Regions from separate parts of the Mus musculus genome. Here region 2 is linked to region 1. A link is a loop called in an ENCODE intact Hi-C map of the cell type or tissue named here. Cell type or tissue: left cerebral cortex. All regions are shown on one strand.

Region 1 (8,000 bases):
AGGGGACAACCACAACATCGACAGCATGGTCTACAGGTGGAACCCCAGCAGCCAGCTCTTTGAAGCCAATCAGTCCATTGCCACGTCGGGTGCCTACGACTGGGAGTTCTTCACCGTGGGGCCTTACTCCTTCCTGGTGGTGGCCAACACCTTCAATGGCACTTCCACCCAGGTGCATTCCCACCTGTACATCTGGCTGGTCGGGGCTTTCCAGCTCTTCCAGTCGTTCCTGGTAAGGAGCCTGGGTTCTCAACTGCACAGTGCCATGGACCCCATGTGTTGTGTGTGATGTGTTTATATAAAGATAAAGAGAAGGGGGAATATGTTCTATGAAGCTGTGGTGAGATCTATACTAGATAGCAGAACCCTGAGCCTTAGGGCCGGCTGATTCCGTGCTGCACAGGAGAGCAGCCCCAAGAGTGACTCTGCTGAAGGAGGGGGAGGGACACAGCTGGAACAGTAGCAGAGGGCAGGGTGCAGAGGCAGAGACAGCTGGAAGCCACTAGCCCCCGGGAATCACCAAAGACACATAGAGGAGGGACTGGCTCAGCCCTGCTGGAGCTACAGGCTACCCTTATAAGCAGCACACCTCCCCCCCCCCCAAACTTCTCAGAACCCACAGAAGTCCACTTTCATGCTTTGCCAATGTCTTTCTTCCTTTGCTTAAATTCTTTCAGCCCTGGAGATGCCTTAATACATTCACTGTTTGCCTTTTTGCAATGTCATGAAACACGAGCTTTGAAGCAAACGAGACTGCATACCCTGTACATACCTGCAAGCTGTGGGGGATACACACCCACCTCTGCAGGGCGTGCCTTTCTGGAAGGGTCTGTGGGGCAGGGACTCAAACCTGGCAAGCTCCCATCCGTAGAGCAGGCACTCCCAGGGCACCATGGCTAAGTGCACAGTGGTTCAAAGGGAGACTCCAGGCATCAGGAATCTTAAAGCCTAGGGCCAGGGTCAGAGCAGAGACTGACTGCCACTGTGGAGTGGAGTGGTGCAGACAGAGACTCTTGAAAGGTGCTTTTCTTAGCCACACCCTCCAGGGTTTCAAGCGTTCCAGTAGAAATGCCAGAGACTTACTCTTAGAGCAGAGACTTCCATGATGGGGCCCTTGGTCCACTGCTCCAGCAGAATACCTGAGGCAGGGTGATTTGTAAGCAAAGGAAGTTTATTTGGCTCACTGGTCCAGAGGCGGGAAGCTTGAGGGCATATAGCCTTGGAATGAACAAAGTGCGTCCCTCCCTCCCTCCTAGGAGCTTACAGACATCCATACTGCCATTTCATACCAAGGATCCTAAAGAGCAAAGGGCAGACCCTCCCCATCACCAGGTGTTTACACCGGACATCAGAGCTCCAACCAGTGACAGTGTCCGGCCTTTTGCCCCAGATTGCGGGTCCCAAGGTGGTGATAGCAAGGCCAGGGCCAGCTTCCCATTCACCTGCCTGGATGGTTCTAGAGTGGGCCTTGAAATCAAAGTGTGCTCTGGGGACCAGACCAGGCTATGTGTCAGCAATAGATAGCTCGTGTAGCACACACAGGCCTTGGGTTCAAACCTTGGCTCTGAAAAAAAAATCACTCCACCACCAAGTAGAAAGCACACAGACCAGTCACGCAGCCTCAGAACCAGCTCTGGGCACCACGCAGGTGGGAATTTGCTTCTGAGGTTACTAAAGACTTTGATCTTGCAGCTGCCAGTGTTCTGTGGTTTGGGAGGCGTCAGTAAGGTTTGTGGGAGCAGGGCAGAGACATCAGCAGCTACCTGGTTCGCAGGAGTAGGTAATGACCTCATCAGATATGATGTCAGAATAACACTGAGTGAGTCCTGAAGGTCAGGACTGTTGCTCGCAGATACTTGCATGTGCAAGAGTGTGTGTTGCATGAACACATGTCCCCAGCATGACCACCCTTGGGGCCTGGCCATAAGGATGCCTCGCTGCCTTAGTTTCCTGGTCTGTGACATAGGTATGGTCAGAAAGCATCCCTCTCAGGCCACCAGCACTTGGGCGGCCCTTGGATGCTTCTGCTCTGGGCTATGTAAAGACCACAGCATACCCGTGACTTCTGCATTTACCCAGACAGAAACTGGCCCTGACCTTTGCTGGTTGAGAAGGCACCAGATATGGGGGAGACCTCTGTGGTCAGGCAAGAGCACATAGGGGGTCATCGGGAGTTGGTTAGGTAGTGCGCTGTGCACAGGGACCTCAGGAGTGCATCTCCTGGCAACCTTGGGTGCCTACTTGGCCTGAGTGCCCACTGTGAGGGGCCTCTGATTGACTGTCCTCCCTGGCAGCTGAGGCAGCCCTGGCTGTGAATTCTCCTTCCCTCCTCTCCTGGCACTCCTAGACCACAAAAACATCCTCATTCTCTCCATCCCCCCAGCCCCATCAAAGCCAGGCCCAGTCTTTTTTGCCCGGCTACTAATCCATTGATGGCAGCCTTTGTATCCTACCCACCCTAATGGGAGCTGTGGGATGCCAGGTGTTCCTGGCAGCAGCTCCTGGAAGTGCCATTATCCTGCCAAGGTACTCTGGTGGCACACACCCAAATGCTTGGACAGCAGGCAGCTCTCTGGGGGGAATTCCTCTAAGAGAGAGGGAAGGCATTCTAGCCCAGAGGGTATCTGACTGTCTGGGCTCCAGCACCAGGAGCAATCTAAGCTACAGCGCCCGATCTAGCCTGTGGCTGCCCTTTCACCTTTGAGTGGGAGGGGCTTGTAGTGGGGGTAGTGAGAACTTGGGGCCTGGAGGGGGTGGTCTGGTAGCTGGCCCTGGGAATCCTTGCAGCCAGTGACTAGTTAGCTGTGAGCCAGCCACCTGGCCAGCTAAGGGTTCCGAGATTGAGTTGACTGGGTCCCTGCAGGTCTCCACCAGTCCCTGTCAGACACTCCCAAGGAACCATGGACAACGTGAATCTTAGATAAATGAAAAGAAATTTTTTATAGGATTATATCCCAACTATTGTGAGGGATAAAGGGAGAATAGAATATCATTTCTCAAGTACTTGATATTGGGGGTTACCCACATTTTCTAAGTCAGCACCCTGGCCCTGGCCCACCTGGCTCAAAGAGAGGACAGGAGCTTGAGCTGCCTCTGAGCCCCACCTACCTGAGCACACAGCAGGCTTTGTGTCTCTCTTAGGGACACAGCAGGCTCTCCAAGAGGTGACTGAAGCCCCTGACCCAGCACCTGCCCAGTGGGGTGAGCCTCACATACCCCATGAGGAAGGACTCCTGACATACATTAGCTTCTGCCCTTTCTGTGCCCCAAAGCTGTCTCTGTCTCCCCATGGGCTCTCCATAGTGGCTTCCTTCACCTCTGCTCCCCACATGCTCCTGGTGTCCCTTTAGTTTTGCTTTCCTGAAACCCTTTCCGGCCTTCCCACCCACTGACTCCCTCTTCTTCCCCTACACTTCGGCCACTCTTCTGCACTGCCAAAGCTCCACCCCCAGCTCTGGGCTTCTGAGTGGCAGGAAAGACACTTAGCTGCTCCCTGGGGCTGGCCTGGCCCCAGCAGGAAGGTGACACCTCTCACACAGGTCCAGGAGAGCCTCCTGCTACCTTGGGGTGGCACAGAACAGCCATGACCAGGACTTCCTGTGCAACCTTCAGGCCCCATTACTGCAGGTGAGCAGACAGCAAGCAGTTCAGAGCTGAAAAGGAAGCCTTGGTGATCCTGAGGGAGATGCATACTGCATGGGTGTGTATATACATTCACACAGGCACCTGCCTATACACATGTTCAGACACACACTTTCAGGTGTGCGCATACATTTGTGTCTGTGCACACAGACATTGTGTATGTGTCATACACGTGTGTGGACATATTCCTGTGTATGTGCACACACAGATTCCTGTGCATATACATACATGTACACATGTGCTGTGAGCATGAGAGTGCACCTGTGTGTTTGTGAGTGTGTATGCCTGCAGGGATGTAACATGTATGTCATCGGCAGGGACTATTTTCTCAGCACTTAACTTACAAGAAACAATATGGTGGCATTCAGGGCACTACCTGTGTTCTGCCCTGCTTGGGTGGGGGTCTGGCAGTCTGAAGGTGCTGCGGGTTAACTGGAGTAGTCCTGGGACTGGTCCCAACAGTTGGACACAGCCCTGTGAGAAGGTAGGCTGATCCAGAAAGTCTCCGCCCTGCCCCAGGCTTTGTGACCCAGGGCTCCTGGACCTCTTGTCCTCCAGAGTCTCATCCCTCAGGTGAATCTTATGCCTCGCAGGCGTCTCAAGCTCATTCTGGATCAGTCTCCCAGCTGCCTCCTCTTTGGATTCCCAGCTGGTTCTTGCCCCACTACCTGGGCAGCTGAGCTCAGCGGGTATTGGCGCCCTCTGTTGTCTGTGGAGAGAATGCTGTTACGTTCTGCTGGCCTGCCAGACTGTGAACATCCAAGGAATAAGGCCTCTTGGGTAGTGTGCAGACAAGGAGTTAACTGACCTATACTGAGGGCAGGTTTAATAATAATAATAATAATAATAATAACAATAATAATAATAATAACCTCCAGAGGAAGGCTGTGAAGATGATTCAGTAGGTAAAGTGCTTATCTACCAATTGGTCCCTAGAACCCTGGTTAAAAAGTTAGGAGTAAGCAGGCCAGCGGTGGCGCGTGCCTTTCATCCCAGCACTGGGAGGCAGAGGCAGAGGGATCTCTGAGTTTGAGGACATCCTGGTCTGCAGAGTGAGTTCCAGGACAGCCAGGGCTACATAGAGAAACCCTGTCTTGAAAACAATAACAACAACAGTTAGGCATGTAGTAAGTAAACAAATGCTTGTAATCTTAAATTCTAGAGAGACAGAGAAGAGCGATCTCTGGGGCTGACCGATAGCTTAATTGATGAACCCCAAGTCCTACAGAGAGATCCTCTCTCAGAAAATAACAAAGCAAATGGTTACTGGGTGATACTACTTGAGGTCGACCTCTGACCTCCACACACACGTGCACACATATGTATGTATACCTGCACATATGAACACACACATGGAAATCCCAGAGCCATTTCCTACACTGGCTGTGCAAGATGCCCTTCAAGCAGGAGACTTCTCTGCTCAGTTGAAGCAAGGGCATGTGACTGACTTGTCTGGAGCACAATCTACAGCATGGCTCACTCTGTACCCAGCTAGGACAACCTGGATCAGCCCCAGGATAGCCTGCCTTGCTCAGAGAAGCAGCTGCTGGCTGTGTGGCTTGAACATTCCTGTCCTGGGTTCAGGTCCCCATTGTTCACTGAGAATCCCAACAGATGCTGGCCCAAGGTGTTATCCTGAGACATAGGGGAATCACCTAATGAACATTCCAGCAGGAATCAACTGTACCCAAATGCAGGGTTCACCCCTGTCCCCATAGGACTTGTGTCACTGGCTAGTAGACATGATGATTCCTTATAGCAGTTGCATGTGCTGTTTTCACCCTCAGAGGAGAGTTGAGCTTCTAACAATTAGCTGTTGGTCCCATTGGCCTCTGGAAGTTAGGTTCTAGCTTTTGCTTTGCTGTGTCTATATTCTGCTTTTAGTTCCAAGCCTGAGTTCTGTGCCCTCCACCTTCCTCGCTCCTGGGCAGCCTTTCTGTTGAGGCCCTGAGACCATACGGTGGCAGCCTCGGCTCTCAGATGGACAGTAGTTCCTGATCTAGCTCTTCCTCTTGCCACAGGCTCCACCCCTCACCTCCACAAGGCAGCTTCTTCTCTTTGTGTAGCTCAGGGCAGAAGATATAGACTTGAGCAGGAGCTAAGACTGCAGAGCCCCTGGCTGTGGCTTGGGGTTCCTGACCACTGGTAGAGCACTATCCTCAACCTTAGACCCCCATACAGGCTAGCATGTTCCTCCCTATGTCCTGGCCTCCTGTCCCTCTGTCTTCTTAGGTAGTCACATACTTACTAGGGCTTTCCTAGTGACATTCCCTCTTGCTCAGGGCCTCCTCCTGGACCAGGATTGTGAATGTCTCCAGCCCACTCCTTCCACCACCTCACACCTCATGGGACTGAGTGACCTTTGGAGCAAACAGGCAGAGGAACTCTGTTTTGGAGTCTTGGTAAAAGGATGGCAGCCAGGTGGCTTCGGTGGAAGAGCTGGCTCTAGGTCACCGGGCATAGTGGTGATGATATTAGTGGCTTGGGATGGGAGCCATCCTCACCGGGCCTCCTCCACCGCTTTTCATTTGCTCCAGACATTCGGCGCCGCAGACTGGGAGGTCTTCCACATTGGCGAGAGGATCTTCCTTGCAGTGGCAAACAGTCACAGCTACGATGTGCAGATGCAGGCACAAAATGACTCCTATGTCCTCAGCTCTGTTATCTACGAGCTGAACATCACCGCTCAGACCTTTGTCAAGTTCCAGGACATCCCCACCTGCAGGTACCAACCAGGTGGTTGCAAGGGCAGAGTGAGTTGATGGGTGGGTGACACAGGAAAGGCCTGCCGGGGTCATCCCCAACTTCCTCCCAGGACACTTATCCAGAGCAGGTAGACATGATAATGAGGACCATCGCTGTGGCTGGCCCTGTATCTGTGGCTGCTTTCTTCTTTCAAGAAAAGCCTAGGGGCTGGAGAGATGGCTCAGGAGTTAAGAGGACTGACTGCTCTTCCGAAGGTCCTGAGTTCAAATCCCAGCAACCAAATGGTGGCTCACAACCATCCATAATAAGACCTGACACCCTCTTCTGGTGTGTCTGAAGACAGCTACAGTGTACTTACATATAATAAATAAATAAATAAATAAATCTTTTTTTTAAAAGAGAGAAAAGTCTAGCGATGTGAGTTCCCCAAGAGAAGGCCCAGCACCTCCACAAGGAGAAATGGTTTGTCTGTCATGACACACGCATGAGCATCAGGGAGGTCCAGGACCTCAGACAGGTGTCCCCTCCCACCATGCGCTGCTAGATCCTGACCCACCTGCTCTGCAGGGCCACCACCTCAGCACTGAGAAGGCAGAGTTGTCCCCGCCCTCGTGGCGTTCCTCTGGGAGGACTCTCACTACCTCTAAGAAAACCTCAGCTGCAGCTACACTGTCCCGACAGTGACAGCCGAGTCACAGGGTTGAGCTTCAGGCTAGACCCAGTGTGGTTACCAATCTAGAATGCAGCAGGAACTGGGCTCTTTATTCCTTAAGAGCTATTAGAGATATTCGCCACCCCTCCTGAGTGCCAGGTACTCCTCAGCCTGAGAGAGAAAATACTGAGGGAATTTAGACTCTTCCAAGAAAAGACTCTAAGGCCAACAGTCAAGTAAATGTAAGGTTGATAGCTGTCGCATCACAGGTCACACAGGTACTGTGTGTTCATGGGGATGCACGGCTATAAAGATGCAAGGGGGATCATGGCAAGGCAGCACACAGACTTCCTGGCTGTGGTCCAGGAAGGTAAGAAAGGGAGGAAGGGCTTCTACTTGGGCCCACTCTTTGATTGACAGGTACCCACAATGTTTAGTTTTGACAATCTCACATATATATTTTTTTAATATAAAAATAAAAATAACACCTGGGACAAAGAACAAAAAGAGGAAATAGTAATAATGTCCAGCCCAGCCCAGAACCAATCTCAACAGAGCTGCCTGTGGGGCTCTGGACCCAGTGGCCCTTGGAGGGAGTCATATTGCCATACCAGACTCCCACATCTGGAGCTGGGAGTCTGCTGAGAGTTAGGTTTAGAATAAAGCACCCAGTAGGCCTTTTGAAAGAAAGCAAGTGGAACAAGAAGGTGGGATTGGGAATCCACTTTAGAAGAGCTGAAGAGACAGCTCAGTGGTGAAGAGTGCTTGCTGCAATACCAGGGGACTCAGAATTCAGTTTCCAGGTCCTGCACGGGGCAGCACTGAATCCTCTGTAACTCCAGCTCCAGGTGGAATCTGATGACATGCCCCCTTCTGGCTGCCATGGGCATTGCACTCACACAAACACTGGCACACATAACACATGCATGCACACACTTAAAAATGAAGATAGGCAGGGCGTAGTGGCTCACGCCTTTAATCCCAGCACTCAGGAGGCAGA
Region 2 (8,000 bases), 240 kb before region 1:
CCTGGGTCTTCTATAAGAGCAGCAGGTGGGCTGGTGAGATGGCTCAGTGGGTTAGAGCACCCGACTGCTCTTCCGAAGGTCCAGAGTTCAAATCCCAGCAACCACATGGTGGCTCACAACCATCCGTAACAAGATCTGACCCCCTCTTCTGAGTGTCTGAAGACAGCTACAATGTACTTACATATAATAAATAAATAAATAAATAAATAATTTAAAAAAAAAAAAAAAAAAAAGAGCAGCAGGTGCTCTTGACTGCTGAGCCATCTCTCTGGCCCTTCTAAAGGGCTTTCGAATAGTACAGATATGCAGTGAAGAGATCCTGGGCAAGGCCTGTGTACTTTGTAGCACATGGTGGATTCTTGTTCATCTTCCTGTGAGCTGCCATGTGCTGCTGTCCAGAGGCTTCAACCCCACCCTCTAGTACCACTCTCTTCTTTCTCTGATGCCTGTTCACAGTATGTGTGACTGACAGCCTGCATGGGAGCTCAGCTGGCCTGTCTGCTTAACCTTCTTGGCCTCCCCTTGTACATTATTTTATCAAGGTCGTGAGCCCAGACCCTTCAGGATGGAGGATGGTCTTAGCACCTATCACGGAGAAAGTTAAGTCAGAGAATTTCTTTATGACCCAATTTGACTGGTCTGTCTAAATGCTGAAGGCCCAACCCAGAAGAACAGCTTAGAAACCAGGAAGCTAGACAGAGAAACATATGTGTATGTTTATATGTGTGTGTGTGTGTGTGTGTGTGTGTCTCATAATATGTCCTTGCCATGGTGGATGAGCCTTAGATAGTGTGTGTGGCTTTCCTAGTAGGAAAAGGGCCCTCAAAGCGGCAGGTGAGCCCTCGGACCTACAGGAGCAGCAGCATTACACCTGAAGAGCCAAGGCTTTTGTTTCTTCTTCTCCCCTCCCCTCCTCTGCTTCTTATTTCCTGTTTGCTTTCTCTTGCATGCAGGTCCTGCATTGCTCTTGGTCCTGAGTGAGCTTATGGCTCCTAGCCCCAATGTAGATGCTGTGATATTTAACTTCTTAGAGTCACTTTGCTTGGAAATAGAAACCTGGGTTTAGGATGTTCGCTGATCAGACTCGGCCTGCTAAACTTTCTTCTTTCTACCTTAGATGCACAAGAAAATGAAGTTAGGTTAGTCTGAGGAAAGTGCATTCTATAATCAGTTTCTTGTTAGTGAATGCAAGTTTCAATTGGCTGTAGTGTTTCAGGTTGGATTTTATTGGTCTGGAGGACAGGGTAGGGAAGAAGGTTTGACTACAGGACTGTGAGCTCTGAGCAAGGAGGGTTTGTTTATGTCTGTGCTAGAGCACATTGTGGCCGTCCTGCCCCGACCCCTGCATACCCAGAATGGTGTGCGTGCTGTCAGAGCACTGCCACCTTGCATACCTGGAACCGTGTGCGTCAGGGCACTGCCACACCTATGCCCAAGCTCTTTCTGATTTTGAGCCAGGGTTTTGCTAAGTTTACTGGGCTGGTCTTGAACTCCTGTGGCCCAGGGATACCTGAACTTTTGATCATTTTTCTCAGCTTGCTGACTTGCTGGTATTACAGGCTTGGCACAGTTGTTCCTGAAGCCATGCAGGCTGGCCTAGGAAGAGGACTGGTCATTTCTGCCCTGTGAGCTTTAGATGATGCATGGAAGCTGAGTGGGAGTAAGGAGTTTGGTTGTCTTTAAAGTTTATCCAGGACCGAGAGCAAGCACCGCAGCCCTTATTTATTTCTCTCAGACCTTACTGCCTGCTGGGTCCCATTTCTTCTAAGTCTCCCGGAGTCTGTGTGCAGTGCGGTACAGTTGTGCCTTGTGGTTTTGAGGGCTATGTCCAAAGTTTCCGGTGGATGCTGGAAACCTTGGGCTGTAGCAATAATCACAAGAGCTAGTAAAATAGAAAAACTGGCTGGGTGTAATGGCACACACCTTTAACCCCAGCACTTGAGCGGCAATGGAGGCCTGAGTGTGAGGCCAGCCTGGTCTTCCTAGTGAGTTCTAGGACAGCCAGGGCTGTATGAGAGACATTGTCTCAAAAAAGAAAGAAAGAAAAAAAAATCAACCAAACAACTATCTAAACCCGCCCCCCAAATTTTGATAATATTCTATAATAAAATTTATTTAAATTTAGGAATCATTTCTGGAACTTGCTGATTCTAGATCACACTGGTGAAGCCAGACGGGAGGGATGATTCTGTTGCTTTTCTGTGGGACGATAGAGGCCTGTAGCCAGGGCTGCCCCAAGCCAGGGCATGGCTGTGGCCTGCCAGGTGGAGCTCCGTGTACTTTCTCTTACTTTTCAGTGCTGGGGATCAAACTCTGGGCCTCCAGCCATGCCCCCAGGCCTTGTTTGCTTTTAAAGAAGCAGGTGATCATGTGATCTGTGAACTGAAGCATATGATCATGTGATCATGTGTGTGAACTGATGTGTGTCCTGTCTATTTCATCTGCTATGTCCTGTGTCAACACAGGCACACCTGCACTTACTCGTATGCCATCAGCGGCGTGCCTGCCGTAGGAGCAGCGGTTGTTAGGAGGCCTGCAGAGGTCAGGGCACCTGATCAGTCTGTAATATTTGGAAGGTGGTGGGTCATATGCATCCATGGGTGTAGAAGCTTATTAAAGAACAGCTGAGCTCTCTTTAGTATGGATTTTTAAAAGTGCATTATTAAAAGTCTGTTAGCTATTACTAATTTTATATAAACAGCATAAAGTTAAACAAATATATTGAAAACCCGTCTTAAAAAGTAATTAGAACTGATTTTTGGGAGAGCACGTTTGTGTTTGAATAGGGCTTTTGCGTTAGTATGGAATTCCCCTGCTTCAAGATCTAGTGACTTTGTGGGTTTTGGTCCTGTTCCAGACCCTTCACAAAGAAGAGGCCGTTTACAAATGTTCTTAGAACATCTATCAAGGAATTAACTGTCCTCCTGTGGGTTTGTCTCACCCTGCTGTTCTGGCAGAGAACTGGCTGGGCTTTTATTCTTTGGTGAGTGGGGCCTCTCTTCCCTCAGATTCTCGTGGGTCTCTAGGGCCTCCTGCGTCCCTGGTATTTTTGGACACCGAGGAAGCCTGACACCTCCTGCTGGCTTTGCCACTGCCCTCCTGCATGGCCTGTCACTGTGGCTCTGCACAGGCTGAGCACTGGGGGTGGGCTTTGATGTCCGGGTCGTCCCGTGTAGATAGAGGCTTGTCAGTGGTTATGTTGTCATGGTTTCATCATGGAGACAAGTGCCAGAGACAACAACTTACTGTTTGTGAGAGAGGAAGCAGGAAGGGAGGAGAGGACTAGTCAGAAGAGGCAAGACACATCCTTCAGAGGCACCCTGACACTCCTGGGACCCATGTCCTCCAGCCCTCCAATGGCCTGGTCAGCTGTGTGCTCAGGGCTCTGGGAACCCTGCCAGCCGGGACCACGTCGTTTCCTTTTTTTTTTTTTTTTAATTAATTTATTTATTTTATATATATGACAACTGTAGCTATCTTCAGACACACCAGAAAAGGGCATCTGTAATTCCGTTACAGATGGTTGTGAGCCACCATGTAGTTGCTGGAATTGAACTCAGGATCTTTGGAAGAGCAGTCAGCTCTCTTAGCTGCTGAGCCATCACTCTAGCCTGGGACCACATTTTCAATACAGGAGCATTTGGGGGACAGGTCGGGTTCCCTGGAACTGGTGTTGCAAATGGTAATGTAGGTTCTTGGAACTGAACTCAGTCCTCTGCAAGAACAGCAAGTTCTCTTAATCACCAGGCCGCCTTTCAGCTGCTGTAGTGGTTTCCTTTAGTGCCCTGTGCTTTAGCATCACATAGAGCCAGAGGTTAGGGGCTTTCTTTCATACTTTCTTTACAAGCGTAATAACTGTATTAGTTACTTTCCCATTGTTCTGATAAAATACCCTAACAAAAGCAAACGGGGAGAGAAAGGCTTGACAGTCCGTGGTTGCACACTCCTTAGCCTTGTCCCAGCACTCAGGAGGCAGAGGCCAGCCTGTCTACAGAACAGGTTCCAGGACAGCAGAGAGGGAGCGGGGGAATTCTTTTTGGCTTTTGAGAACATAGTCCATTATGGTGGCAAGTCACAGCAGCAGGAGTGTGAGGTGGTGTTACACAGGATCACAGTCCGGAAGCAGAGAGGGGTGAGGGCTCCTGGGAAGTGTTCTGTCCCCATGTGTGCATGTGGACTGCATGATACAGTGGAGGCCAGGGGAAGTGCTTTTCTTGGGATTGGAGTTAGGATGGTGGTGAGTCACCAAATGGATGCTGGGAATTAAACCTGGGACCTGGAAGAGCAGCAAGTGCTCTAAACCACTGAGCATCTTTCTGGTCCTTTGCACGTTTTTTTATTTGTGTGGCAGTTAGGGTGGGTCTTCTCATCTCAGTTAGCCTGATTGAGATCAACCCTCCCAAGCAGACGCAGACGCTTACCTTCTAGGAGGTTACAGATTTTGTCAGGTTGACAATGAGTGCTAAGTACTCCAGTAGCATGTAGCTCTCCACATTTCCGTCAGTTAGTTTGTACTGAGTGAAATGTAGGAACGGAGTCAGCCTTCACTCTTTGCCTGTGACTGTCCTCATGCCTCAGGGCCTTTTGTTGAATTTCCCCATTGAGTAAATAATCTTGATGTCATTGTCAAAGGTCAGTATAGACCATGATACTGGGCCTTAGTTTTGGACATCCGAGGTCACTGCTCTGTGCCCGTCCTTATGCCATGCACTGCACCATCTGGTTGTTGTAGCTCTGGCCTTGTTCTTTCTGTTAGACTTCAGGCTGTTCCAAGTGCCATGAATGTCCATACACACAACATTTTCTGCAGGGTTCCTGTTGGTGTTTTGTGAAGTCATCAGATGAGTTTGTAGGATGTTGCTGCTTGAATAACATTGTAAGTGTGGGTGTTTGAGAACTTCATTCCCATCACTCATACCCACGCTACAATCTAAAGTTGCACACAGGAGAGCCTGCAGAACCGCAGTGCTCAGTCTTCTGGGAGAGGACATACATAGGCTGAAGGAGGCGCTTGCCTTTTTGCTTACATATGTCTGTATTTGAATACATTCCAGCATGAGTAAGGTTAGCATTTATGTAGGCAAGTGAATGCTGTGTTATTCTGTTAGAATTCACTGTAAAGTTCTTATAGTTGACAGACTTAGTGCCTTTCAAATACTGCACTTGTGTTTAAGATTTTTTAGCAGTGACTCTGTCTCAGACACCTAATGTCCTAAGTGTGGCTGTGACTCCTTATAGAGTTGACCTCGAATTCCAATGGAGCAAACCCTATATGTTACTATCCTGGTTCTAGCTGTGGAAGAAGCATTTAAATACCAAGAAGAAGGGTGTCCCTATCCATCCAAGTTGCTGGGACAGCAAAGGTGCATGTGGCCCCTTTTCTAGTCACAGCTTCCTATGGTGGTATCCTGTTGTTAACAAGGTCCTGGGAACAGACAAGTTTCTGATAACCCCTGTTGCCTAGCCAGCCAGTCTCATCAGCCTGGCATGTGGCCAGATGTGTGGTGCATGCATCCCCTTGTCGCATGTTCTGGGCCCTGGTGAGGTAGGAACAGCTGCCCAGGGTATAGAGGCAGAAGGTATCAAACAGTTTGCAGCATCAGGAGGCTACTCTGAGCCTCTGTCTTCCTGACCCAGGTTCACCTTGCAGCATCTAACAGTGAAAGGCAGGCTCTGGCTGGAGTTCCTTGTTTACATGTGTGTTGCTGGTATGATCTGAGGCAGCTCTGGAGGACAGGCTGAGTTAGGTAGTGGGCTCGGTCGGGCAGGAGTAACATGACAGTCCAGTCACTGTCTTCCACATGTGTTTTTCTCACAGACAGAGAAGCCAATGAAGCTCTTAAGTAGGCACCCATGGGCAGCAGGTTGCACAGTTCTCTGCTGCTATGCTGGAGATAGTAATGTAGCCAGAGTTTGCAGTCGGGGATGGAAGATGTTTGTCGGCACCAGTGATGGTGCGTGCTTTGGGTGTTTAGTTTCCTTTCTTGTTCTTTGGGGTGAGGATCTTTACTCCCAGAAGCAGAGAGTAAAACTTGTTCGAAAGCTCTCTTGGGCTGTTTCTCTGTTCTGGAGCAGGAAGCCTCTTTGTGGCATGTCCTACCTCTGGCAGGCATGCCCCTGCATAGTTTGCCACCTGCATACCTGTTCAGATGGCAGGCATGCTGGAAAAGAGAAAGAAACCCCAGTTTAAACCAGTAGTAAGCCTGAGTGTTCGCAAACAACTTTGCTATTTAAGATGTGGGCGCACTTGAGGAAATGTTGGGTCATGCTTCTGGGGCTGAGAACAACGCAGTAGACTTTTTTTTTTTTTTAATTTTAAAGAAAGCCCTATTATGAGAAACAAAGACCTGTTATCAAAGCCTTGAGCAAATGCCACGGAGCCCATTCCAAGGACACTACTCATTTTTCTCTCACTCTAGACTCAGAGGTGCCAGGTATAACGAGGCCCTACAGGGTATCTTCTCTATCACAGTACTTCAGTTTGTGTCTGTGTCTGTTTCTCTCTCTCCCTTTTGAGACAGGATGTCTCTGTTATGTACTCCTGGCTGGTCTAGAATGTTCCATATAGACCATACTGGATTCGAACTTACAGAGGTCTGCTTGCCTCTGCCTTTCAAGTGCTTGGCCTAATAGTGTGCACCACTATGCCTGGCTGGCCGGGTTACTTCCAGGATGGTATCTGTTTATCAACCTTCTGACTGCAGCTTTAAGGACTGCGTTGTGCAATCCCTTGCTTCCATAGTAAATAGCAGCAGGCCCCTTGACCAACTTTTCTTTTTAAGGTATCATAAAAGTTTATTTAGCAAAAAGTTTCATATGAAAATGTCCAAGCCTAAGTCTCTATCATTTGGACAGGTCCTTGGGGAGGGTTTCCAAGGCTTCTGGCATGATGAAGCTGTTTGCCATGTGACCCTGTTCCGATGTCACTCTGCTGCCCACTAGTTACTGCCTCCACATACTCACCAATCACAGATCCATAAAGGGATCAAAGCCCCAGTGCATCTGTGTGCATAAATGTGTGCCACCGTTTAACGTCAGTGATAGATCCTTGTCCATAAACTTCTTCAGTGGAGAGTGGGCTTTGCTCATGGTGACTCCTCAGTGGGCTCGGCTCAATGGTGAGGGGTGAGCCCCCTTGACCTCTTAATGCAGAAGGATGGGGAGCGCCCATAGGTGACAGTTACCCAGCCTTAGTGCTAGAGCGAATGAGCAAGCGAGCAACTAAGAGGACAGAAAGCTCAGGGTCCATCCAGACCCTGCAGGCAGCATGAGAGAGGAAAACTCAGCTGACCACACCCTGTGAAGGCGGCCATGCTGCTGCTTCCCAGGGCATCCTCTGCCCTGGCCTGGTGCCAGGGCCCCAGGGGACTGTCAGGCCTCCTGTCATCCCTCCAAGCAGGAGAGCTAGTCACTGTTGTTTTTGAAGTAGCACAGGATCGCTTTCCAGAGTCAAGGCTTGTCACTGAGAGAAACTTGGCTAACAAGACACTGCATTGTTCTTTCGAAGCTCTGGGTGTGACTGAAAATGAAATTAAAGCTTTTTGAAATTTTGTCTTTCTTAATCATGGTGATAAATAGCACAGCTGGTATTTTACAGATCTGTATGTATATCACTGTTCTAAAATAACCTATCAAAACTTGAAGCAGATTTGTAGTGCCAGTTTGTTTTTTGTTTTTGTTTTTGTTTTTTTGTTTTTTGTTTTTTGAGTGGGGGGGGTGAGACAGGTTTTCTCTGTGTAGTCCTGGCTACCCTGGAACTCACTCTGTAGAACAGGCTGGCCTTGAACTCAGAAATCCGCCTGCCTCTACTTCCCAAATGCTAGGATTAAAGACGTGTGCCACCACTGCCCAGCTATAGTGCTGTTTTTTTTTATGGAGATATTTCATCTGTGTGTGAGTTGCGTGCGTATACATGTACATGTGTGTGTGTGCAACATGCATGTATGTGGGGGCATCAGCCTCAGGACAGCTGTCTAGCTTGATTTTTGGGGTGAGGTCTC

The links. A loop is a pair of places that touch in the nucleus more often than their neighbours do. Peaks named below come from ENCODE experiments on the same cell type or tissue, not always from the same donor. Only the 100,000 strongest peaks of a DNase experiment are listed, where the experiment ranks them.
Region 2: it touches region 1 in a loop (3.0-fold over the local background); 16 of 42 quality-filtered maps call a loop at or near these places.

Annotation. Positions count from the first base shown.
Region 1 is chr10:77,874,883-77,882,882 of GRCm38, forward strand. Tspear (thrombospondin type laminin G domain and EAR repeats) reads left to right here. Exons shown (of 12, transcript NM_001287074.1): 9 at 3-232; 10 at 6,180-6,367. Among named protein-coding and RNA genes, the nearest start is that of 1700009J07Rik, 15 kb to the right of the region's middle. In left cerebral cortex, CTCF peaks have their summits at 4,344 (motif pointing left) and 7,862 (motif pointing left); a DNase peak (open chromatin) is centred at 4,339.
Region 2 is chr10:77,631,803-77,639,802 of GRCm38, forward strand. The region is part of intron 3 of Ube2g2 (ubiquitin-conjugating enzyme E2G 2); the gene reads left to right. It also overlaps the pseudogene Gm46236. Among named protein-coding and RNA genes, the nearest start is that of Mir1930, 5.4 kb to the right of the region's middle. In left cerebral cortex, no CTCF peak of the experiment used is centred here; DNase peaks (open chromatin) are centred at 3,073 and 4,927.